Regions from separate parts of the Homo sapiens genome. Here region 1 is linked to region 2. A link is an interaction called in ENCODE POLR2A ChIA-PET data of the cell type or tissue named here. Cell type or tissue: HepG2. All regions are shown on one strand. Region 1 has its middle 8.5 kb from the start of TRIB3. Region 2 overlaps RBCK1 (RANBP2-type and C3HC4-type zinc finger containing 1).

Region 1 (5,000 bases), 59 kb before region 2:
GCCTCCAAAGCTCCAGATTATCTGAACCCCCTTTACCTCTCTGACCTCATCTCCCACCGCCTCCCTGTCACTGGCTGCACTCCAGCCACATTGACCTTCTCCGATGGCACACCAGTCAGCTAGTCAGCTTCCTTTTGGAGCTTTTGCATGAGCTGTTCCTCTTCCTGAAGAATTTGCCCTTCGGATAGTCTCAGGGCATCCACTGAACACTCCACTCAATACAGCCACTGCCTGCCCACCCAACACTCCTCATCTCTGTACTTACTCTTTTTTTCCCTTGCATTCGTCACCCCCTAACATGTGCTACAATGTACTTATTATGGTAATTATTTCTTGCATGTTTCTTTCTTTTTTTTTTTGAGACAGGGTCTCACTCTGTTGCCCAGTCTGGAGTGCAGCAGCATGATCTCAGCTCACTGAAATCTTGGCCTACCTGGCTCAGGCCATCCTCCCTCCTCTGCCTCCTGAGTAGCTGGGACTACAGGCACTCACCACCATGCCTGGCTAGTTGTTGTACTTTTTTGTAGAGATGAGGTTTCACCATGTTGCCTAAGCTAGTCTAAAACTCCTAGGCTCAAGTGATCCTCCCGCCTCAGCCTCCCGAAGTACTGGGATTGCGGGTGTGAGCCGCTGTGCCTGGCTGCACTTTTCCTTCTAATGGAATGTAAGCGCCACTTTTGTCTGTTATTTTCACTGTAGTATCCCTAGCCTTTGGAATGTTGCCTGGCAAGTAGTAGGTACTCAGTAAATATTTGTTGAAGAAACGGATGATTCTATAAATAGCATGGATTGATATGGGAAAGCTATGTAGGTGGATGGATGGATGCTTGTCGGATGGAGGGTAGATGAAAGAACAGCGAGAAATTCGAATGGCTAGATGGTGGGGATGCATTATAAAATAATAATTCATAGATGGAAAAGGAATGAATAGATGGGTGGAGGGATTTAATCTCTTCAACTACTATTTACTGACCACTTGCCGTGTGCCAGGCACTGTATGAGGTGCTAGAGACACTGGTGAGCCACACAGGCAAGGTGCCTGTCCTAAGGGAGCCTGTAGTTCAGTGGGTGAGGCAGACACTAAACAAATAACAAATACATACATAATTCCAATTATAGTTAAGTGTTCTGGTGGAAAAGAACAGGATGCTCTGGGAGAGAATAATATGGATAAGTGATGGAAAAATGGACAATAAATGGGTAGATGGAGATGGATAGGATCGGGGTTATTTGCCTTAAAGGGCCTGGCTTCAGGACTGGAGCTGCTTTACCTTAAAGGGCCTGTCGGACCACATGTACCATCCCACATCCCAGACCAGCTCTGCACTCAGAGACTGTCCCTCTCTCCCTGCCCTGACTCAGCACCTGCCTGGCCTATCCCCAGTGGTCCTGCCTGACTCTACCTCCAGCTCCCACCCTGCTGAGTCACAGTCAGGCTGGTCAGGGGGCTGTCCCATGTTCAGTCCAGCCCCTCAGCCTTCCTCGACCTGGGGGGGTATGGGGAGCAGCCCAGAGGGGAGGGGAGCAGGTGCCAAGCTCTTGATTCCTGTGCCTGAGCACTGCCCTGTTGAGACCAGAGAGAGAATCTATGGCTAGGGTATCTGGGGCTACAGTTGGGGTTTATCTGGGGCCTGGGGTCACACATGATGGATTAGAGCTAAATCTATCTCCAGGGTTATAACTCAATCAGGAGCTAGAATTCAAATTCAGTTTATGGATCATGTGGGGAAAAAGTGACCAAGACACCGTTCAGTTTGGGACCTGGGTCGGCGTTAGCTGTGGCTACGGCCCAGGGCTTAGTGATCACAGGTCAGACCATGTTCAAGGTTTCAGGCCAGAGTGCAGTTGAAGTGCAAAGTCAGGCAATAGGGTTCACCCTAGGACCACAGTCAAGGATCTGGGTCAGTTAGTGTCCAGGGCACTGGCCTTGTCTCCTCTTCTTTGGGAGAGAAGCCAGGTGGATGAGTTGGATCTAAATGTCCTGAGGAGCAACTTCCAGCTCAAGTTCCTTCACCCAGGCGGCCTAAGCCCTCTCAGCACTGGCCCCAAAGCCTTCCTTCATCCCTCAACTTCCTCCATCACTCCCTGACAGCCTGGCCTTGCTCAGTGTCCCTCGCAAGGCTGAACAGTCCTCATTCTGGCACCTCAGGGGACAGGGTAGGGGTGGGGACTATGGGACAGGGCTCAGTGCTGGACCCAGGAGGGCGCCTTGCGCAAGGTTTTCTGATGCAACTGGCTGAGTGCTTCAGCATTCCACCCCCACCCCCCAAGCTTTTCTCAGAAAGGCAAGGCCTGGGCAGTTATCCAGACTGAACATATAATCCCCTTCCTTCTCTGGCCTTTGATGGCTTCAGGACCTGCAGGCAAAAGGAAGGCAGGAAGGCAGGCAGGAAGGAAGGAAGGTCAGGTGACTCAGCAATGCGTCCAGCACTGGGAGCTGGCAGATCTGGGGCTCCCTCATCCTCCAGCTGAGAGGCGAGAAAGAGAATCAGGATCCCTGGAAGTTTGGAGATCCTAACCCCTTATACATACAAAGCAGCAATTATGTGCCTAAGCCCAGGGAGAGACCTGTAGCTGCCCAAGGTCAGAGGCAAGGTCAGAACCAGACCAGCTGTCTTCAGCCCATGGCTATGATCTAGCTATTTCCACTACACAGAAAGAGAGAACCCTTCACCCTTGAGGAGGACACGGGACTTCCCCAGGAACCTCCCGTCAATCCTGTTGAGGCTCCTGAAATGGTGGAATGACGTGGACTTTGGAACCACGCAGACCTGGGTTTAAATCCCAGGCCAGGCACGGTGGCTCATGACTGTAATCCCAACACTTTGGGAGGCTGAGGCAGGCAGATCACTTGTGGTCAGGAGTTTGAGACCAGCCTGGCCAACATGGTAAAACCCCATCTCTACTAAAAATACAAAAACTAGCCAGGCGTGGTGGCACACGCCTGTAATCCCAGCTACTCAGGAGGCAGAAGCGTGAGAATCGCTTGAACCCGGGAGGCGGAGGTTGCAGTGGGCTGAGATCATGCCACCGCACTCCTAGGTGAGAGTGAGACTCCGTCTCAAAAAGCCACACTGGCTAGCTGTGTAACGCTGGGCAGGTTACTTTCACTCTTTGACACTGGATTTGCTCACTTGCAAAGTGGGCGTAAATGCATCCTTAGCTCACAGGGCTGTGGTGAGGCTGACATGAGGAAGCACTGGAAGGCACAGCTTAGGCTCCACATGGGCCACTCTCAGGAAGTGTGTCCCCACCTCCCCCTTTATCCTCAGCTCTCACTGGGTGTGTTTGCTGGGGAAGGAGGTGCAGCAGCCCTGGGGCCTTGGAAATAATAATAGCCACTCACCCTCCAGTGCTTACCATGTGCTGGGAACTCTCCTAAGCGTGAACTTAACCTGTATTAGCCCATTTAACCCTCCATTTAATCCAATAACAGTTCCCAGGCCAGGCATGGTGGTGCATGCCCATAGTCCCAGCTACTCAGGAAGCTGAGGCGGGAGTATCGCTTGAGCCTGGGAGGTTGAGGCTACAGTGAGTCATGATCACCCTACTGCACTGCAGCCTGGGCAACAGAGTGAGATCTTCTCTCAAAAGAAAAGAAAAGAAAAGAGGGAAGGAAGGAAGGAAGGGAGGGAGGGAAATCCCAATGACAATAAGCAGTTCAATAACCCTACAGGAAAACACTGTCATCAATCCCACTTTATAGATAGGGCTGTGGGTCTGAGTAGCTAAGTGACTTTGTCCAAGACAGTGGACAAGAGACCACACGGATTTTGAGCCAGGCCAGCTGGCTCTGAATCCCACTGTCTCCTCCCTCCTTAAACTAGTGATGTCACTGCTCTGAGCCCTGGTTTCCTCATCTGTCTCCAGGGATAAAAATAGCAGCTTCATGGGGAAGTTTGAGGATGACACAAGATGACGTAAGGGAGGTCCCCACACAGGGCTCCACCCACAGGCATGAGAAGAGCCTTTCTCAGGAAGAATCCCAGGCCGCCCCTGGGGCAACCGCCGGGCTGGCCTTCCTGCCTCTCCTTAGGCCCAGCCTAGCGTGATCTGGATGGTGAGAGATTTCTGCAAAGCCCCCAGGGGCCTCCAGAGAAGGGAGGTGCCCGGTCTCCTAGATAAGGGCTCCCAGAGAGGATCACAGCCCTGGAGTTGCCATTCTTGAATCACCCACTGTCTTCCCCAAGTTGATTGGTCTGAATCCATGTACTTATTTTTTATATTAGTTCCATAATGTCTTCCTTCCAACCAGCTCATCTTTTACTTATTTATTTATTTATTTATTTTATTTATTTTTTTATACAGAGTCTTGCTCTGTCACCCAGGCTGAAGTGCAGTGGTATGATCTCGGCTCACGGCAATCTCTGCCTCCTGGGTTCAAGCGACTCTCATGCCTCAGCCTCCCAAGTAGCTGGGACTACAGGTGCATGCCACCACGTCCAGCTAATTTTTGTATTTTTAGCGGAGATAGGTTTTTGCCATGTTGGCCAGGCTGGTCTCAAACTCCTGACCTCAGGTGATCCACTCACCTCTGCCTCCCAAAGTGCTGGGATTACAAGCATGGACCACTGTGCTTGACCACAACCACCTCATTTTAAAAAACTTATCTAAATTTATTTAACATGGAAATTTTAAATCACTGACCTCAAATAGAAAACTACTATGATTTGCCATAAAGAAGAGGTAAGCATACAATTACATACAAAAAAAGCAGAACCAGGTTATTCCATTCCAGCTAAATCCTGTTTCTTGCTGAAGGCTCCAAGCTGAACTCTGCTGTCTCATTCTTAACAAGAGAGGTGTTAAAAACATAGAAGCTGTGAGGCCGGGCACGGTGGCTCATGCCTGTAATCCCAGCACTTTGGGAGGCCGAGCGAGTGGATCACGAGGTCAGGAGATCGAGACCATCCTGGCTAGCACGGTGAAACCCCGTCTCTACTAAAAACAATAACAACAACAACAACAATCAGCCGGGCGTGGTGGCGGGCGCCTGTAGT
Region 2 (5,000 bases):
TGATGCTGCAGCAGGGCGAGGCCATGCGCTGCCCCCAGTGCCAGATCGTGGTACAGAAGAAGGACGGCTGCGACTGGATCCGCTGCACCGTCTGCCACACCGAGATCTGCTGGGTCACCAAGGGCCCACGCTGGGGCCCTGGGGTGAGTCTTTGCTCGTGGTGGTGTGGAGAGGGTGCCCTTGTGGGCTTTGCCTTAGAGGAGGGCTGGGAAAACTACAGCCCATGGGCCATATCCAACCCAGCACCTGAATTTGTACAGCTCCCGAGGTAAGAATTTTTTTTTTTTTTTTTGAAACGGAGTTTCACTCTTGTTGCCCAGGCTGGAGTGCAATAGCACAATCTCAGCTCACTGCAACCTCTGCCTTCCGGGTTCAAGCAATTCTCCTGCCTCAGCCTCCCAAGTAGCTGGGATTACAGGCATGCGCCACCACGCCCGGCTAGTTTTGTATTTTTAGGAGAGACGGGGTTTCTCCATGTTGGTCAGACTGGTCTCAAATTCCCGACCGCAGGTGATCCACCTGCCTCGGCCTCCCAAAGTGCTAGGATTACAGGCGTGAGCCACCGGGCCGCAAGAATGTTCTTTACATCTTTAAATGGTTGAAAAAATACCAGAAGATGACTATTTTGTGACGTGAAAATTACATGAAATCCACGTTTCAGTGTCCGTAGGTAAAGTGCTTTGGAGCACAGCCGTGTTCATTCATTCACATGTTGGCTGTGGTTGCTTTTACACTACAGAGGCAGAGGCCGTATGGCTGCCCGGCCCAAAATGACTGGCCCTTTGCAGAAAAGGTTTGCCCACTCCTGCCCTAGAGGACAGCAAGTAAAGGTTCGATCTGGAGTCAGAGGTGGATTGGCCCCTGGCTCTGGCACATACTGACTGTGTGATTAGGCTGCCTGCCACTCACCTCTGTCAGCCCCATTTCCTCTGTGAAATGGAGATGATAGCTGGGCTTATCTCAGGCTTGTTGTCAGAATCAAGTGGAAAAATTGCAAGAGAAGTGCTTAGAGAGCCTGTCACTTGGTGAGCACCCTTGCAGATGGTAGCTGTCGTTATTAGGGGTGTGCTCTGGAATTGGGGGCCTGTTGCTACGTTCAGGTAGACTTTCAGACAGGTGGAGGCAGAGGAAACTGCCCTCTCGCATGCTGACATGTCTAGAATATGCAGAGTGGTCAGATCCTCTCCCTGGCCTGTTCCCGGATCTAGGCGTGGGTAGACTGAGTGCTGTGGGAGCCCAGAAAAGGCCTCAGTGACTCTCCATCAGGTAGCTGAGGCTGACCAGGCCATTCTTGCAGGAGGACCTGCAGAGGCAAAGGCCCGGGGTGGGAGAGCGCTCGGCTGTGGGGGCAGTCTCTGCACTGCGCTGACATTCTCTTCTCTTCCTCCCATCCTCTAGGGCCCAGGAGACACCAGCGGGGGCTGCCGCTGCAGGGTAAATGGGATTCCTTGCCACCCAAGCTGTCAGAACTGCCACTGAGCTAAAGATGGTGGGGCCACATGCTGACCCAGCCCCACATCCACATTCTGTTAGAATGTAGCTCAGGGAGCTTCGTGGACGGCCTTGCTTGCTGTAGCGTTGTAGGGGCCCTGCCTGCACTGCGGTTGTCCACGGTCACATCTGCCCCAGTGCCTTTGTCCTTCCCTTGGGGCTTGCCGGCCAGACTTCTCTCCCCTGCGGCTCCCACCTCTGCCTGACCCCAGCCTTAAACATAGCCCCTGGCCAGAGGCCTTGCTGGGTGGAGCCTCTGTGTGACTCCATACTCCTCCCACCACAACACTCATCTGTCAAACACCAAGCACTCTCAGCCTCCCCGCCTTCAGCTGTCAGCTTTCTGGGGCTAACTTCTCTGCCTTTGTGGTTGGAGGCCTGAGGCCTCTTGGAACTCTTGCTAACCTGTTCAGAGCCAGGAAGGAGACTGCACAGTTTTGAAAGCACAGCCCGTCAGGTCCGGCTCTGCGTCTCCCTCTCTGCAGCCTGTGTAAGCTATTATAATTAAAATGGTTTTCCGGGAAGGGATGAGTGTGATGTCCTTGAGAGGAAATGAATGTCCTGGCCTGGGACTCTACACACAGGCAGGATCCTGAGGTCTCTGGGAACTGCATCAGAAAGTTGACTTGTCAGTCCATCTGTGGTAGAATGAGGCTGTGACTGAGCACTGGGACCTTTCTACCAGATGTGGACCCCATGCCCAGCCTCAGGGGCAAGGATGCTCTTGGGTCACCGTCAGCCAGGACAGGTGGAGTGTGCAGTGTGTCAAGTCTGCAGAGAAGGATGGGCTTAGGGGCGGGAGGGGAAGTCTTGCCACTCCTGCTCCCTTTTGACCTCTCAGCAGGCATCTAGGGTTGGCAGGTAGATAGTTCAAGAAGGAACGAAGCTGCTGCAGTTGAGGGGTGGGGTTGTCCATCCTATTTTCTCGTCTCAAGCAAGATGGCACAGTATCGATTCAGCAGTATTTACTAGAACCCACTCTGTGCTGGTCGGAGGTTACTAAGACAGGGTCCTGGGATGTTCATTCTCTAAGTCTTTCCTCCGCTCTGTGACCCACCCTCCTTCCCCTTTTGAGATCTGGTATTTGATGCCCAACACATTGTCCACGCTGTGACGTGACCATCATCATAGCAGGCAGAGGGCGCCTCTGCTGCTGAAGGCCTGTGATTTTGTGGGGAAGGGCCTGTTCTAGCAACTGGAAAGGCACTGCCACCTGCCGTTGGATGCCAGGACTCAAGAGCTGGCCCCAGTCACTGTGCGCAGAGCTGTCTGAGAATGTGTGAGTGGACTGGGTCCTTCGGCACTGCCTGCATTGGCTCAGGGCAGTCAACCGTCGCAGAGGATGAGGGGCACACTCAGGCAGCCTCCCCGGCCCTGGAGGCAGAAAGGCCCAGGCAGAACCACTGACTGGGAGGAAACAGAAAAAGCAGAGGAGAGCCAGGCTGCAGGCGTGTGGATGGGACCAGCTCAGGCAGACGCTGTCTCATACCCACTCTCCCCTCTCTTGCCAGGGCCTGGCCTGGTGTCTCTCAGGAGCCTGGGCATGAGACAAAAGCAGAGATTGTTCTCTTGTGGTACCACAGGCTGTAACCAGTCCACCCAGTGTTGTTTTAGAAATTTAAATCGGTTGCCCATCTTTTTAAATTGGCAACATCGTTTACCACATTAAAATCTAGATGCCCTGCTTCTCTTGAAAATGTCAAAGCTTGGTAATGCCAGGTCCTCACTTCTACCTGGGGGGAATGGAGTCACAGAGATGTCAAATCTCTTCATGGGGTGTACACCCTCCAGTTTGCCACAGTCCTCACCACCCCAGGACTCACGCCGAGGCCTTTCCAGTGCCCTTGCACCATCCTTTTTCTCGTAAGAGGAAGATGAAGTGGGGCTCTACGCGCGGCGTATCACAGGTGAGGGCGAGACCAGCAGAGAGGGCTGTGCTGGCTGTGGCTTTGCTCGGCCTGCCCCATCCATGCTGCAGTGGTGCGGAGGAGCAGGGAGCTGTGTAGGGCCAACCCCGGTTCCTGCCTCAGCTCCACCCGCCTTGCACCTGCAAGTGAAAGGTCTTAAGACGAGCAGGCCCAGGGCACCCTCTACTGCAGGGTCAGGTGGAGGTGCCTCCACCTCCCAAGGCTCACCCATGCCAGGGGCCCAGAACTTGAGAGGCCAGCACCAACTCTCCAGGGCCGAACGAAAACCAAACCCCAGGGCTTTGGACTCAAACCATCGAGAGGAAGCAGCAAGAGGTCCCAAAGGTACTTGAGTGACACAATGATCATCATTCTCTCCTCAGGGGCAGGACAGGGGCAGGGGAAGGTGAGTGGAAGCCCATTGCTCAGATAAAGAGCAGCTGCCACGGAGGGTAGCCCGTCGGCCTATGCCGGCGCTCACTGGTGTCTTCCTCTAGTGCTTGGGGCTGGCATGGAATCTGCTCAAATGCAGGCAGCTGAAGGTGAGCCCGCAGCCTGGTGATCCCAAGTGCCAACCATGAGGAAGTCTGGAGAAAAGACCAGGGAGCAGGGGCCCTCGTGAGGAGCAGGAATTGGCAGCAGGGGCCACCAGCAGAACACCAGAGGGGACAGTGGCAGGGGGAGGAAGATACAGCCAGGCTGGGTCTCAGCCCCAGCTGAGGGTCTCACCTCTTAGCTGGTGAAGGCTCCGGCCTGTTCCTGCTTTCGGTCACCACTTCATCCCTGGGTGATCGTGGGCCCGGTGCAGGGCTGGCTACAAGTGTTTGTTGATTGGTAACTGCTCATGAAAATGGCAACAGCACTAGCACAGCTTCACAAATAGAAACACATTTCACCAACACCCTTGCAGGAAGCCCTCCAGGAGGGCCAAGACCATCCCTGCTTTACTGTTATGGACGTGAGCCTCCGAGAGGCAGTGACTTAGATGCTCACCCAGCCAGGAAGGAAGGAACACACTCGACCCTCAGTCTAAGACCCCATCAGGCCACTAATAATTCTCCCTCCAAACCCAGCTCAGGTCAAGGCCTATCTTCACCCCCAAATCATCCCTAAGGCAGCCTCAACTCTCCACAGCACTACAGCCATCCTGCCCGGCCCCAGTGCTCCACAGACCCTAAACCCGAGCCCTCCCGGGCTTTGTTGGCCCCAAACCACCTACACTTGTTACGTGTTATTTTTACACTGGCGTTTCCCCTCAGCCTTGCATACTGTGTGGTGTTGTCTGACACCACTTTTCCAGCTCTCTGACACCAACTGGGGCTAGTGTCAGGTTCCACAGATTAAAGGGCTCAGTCCCACACTTCCGATGGAGTCACAGATGGGGTGCCCAGGCTACCCACACTTCCTGGGCTACCCACACTTCCTGGGCTACCCACACTTCCTGGCCAACTACACATTCAGGGGTTCCCATGACTCCACCCCCTCAGGTTCAATAATTTGCCTGAGTGACTCAGAACTGAAGATCACCCTGCCCTGACGCTTCCTGGTGTGGTGTCCTCAAGGATGCAGTGTGGGCAGGAACAGCCACGCTTGAGATGAACA

The links. Peaks named below come from ENCODE experiments on the same cell type or tissue, not always from the same donor. Only the 100,000 strongest peaks of a DNase experiment are listed, where the experiment ranks them.
Region 1: POLR2A ChIA-PET joins it to region 2 with 26 read pairs; 20 of 35 experiments call an interaction of 5 or more read pairs at or near these places.

Annotation. Positions count from the first base shown.
Region 1 is chr20:369,756-374,755 of GRCh38, forward strand. No RefSeq gene overlaps it. Among named protein-coding and RNA genes, the nearest start is that of TRIB3, 8.5 kb to the right of the region's middle. In HepG2, no CTCF peak of the experiment used is centred here; DNase peaks (open chromatin) are centred at 716, 1,376, 2,276 and 3,906; H3K4me3 peaks cover 804 bases.
Region 2 is chr20:428,952-433,951 of GRCh38, forward strand. It overlaps RBCK1 (RANBP2-type and C3HC4-type zinc finger containing 1), which reads left to right. Exons shown (of 12, transcript NM_031229.4): 11 at 1-143; 12 at 1,399-3,188. The coding sequence ends at 1,479. Among named protein-coding and RNA genes, the nearest start is that of RBCK1, 23 kb to the left of the region's middle. RefSeq lists enhancers at 1,019-1,519, 1,520-2,020. In HepG2, CTCF peaks have their summits at 42 and 2,670 (motif pointing left); a DNase peak (open chromatin) is centred at 2,680.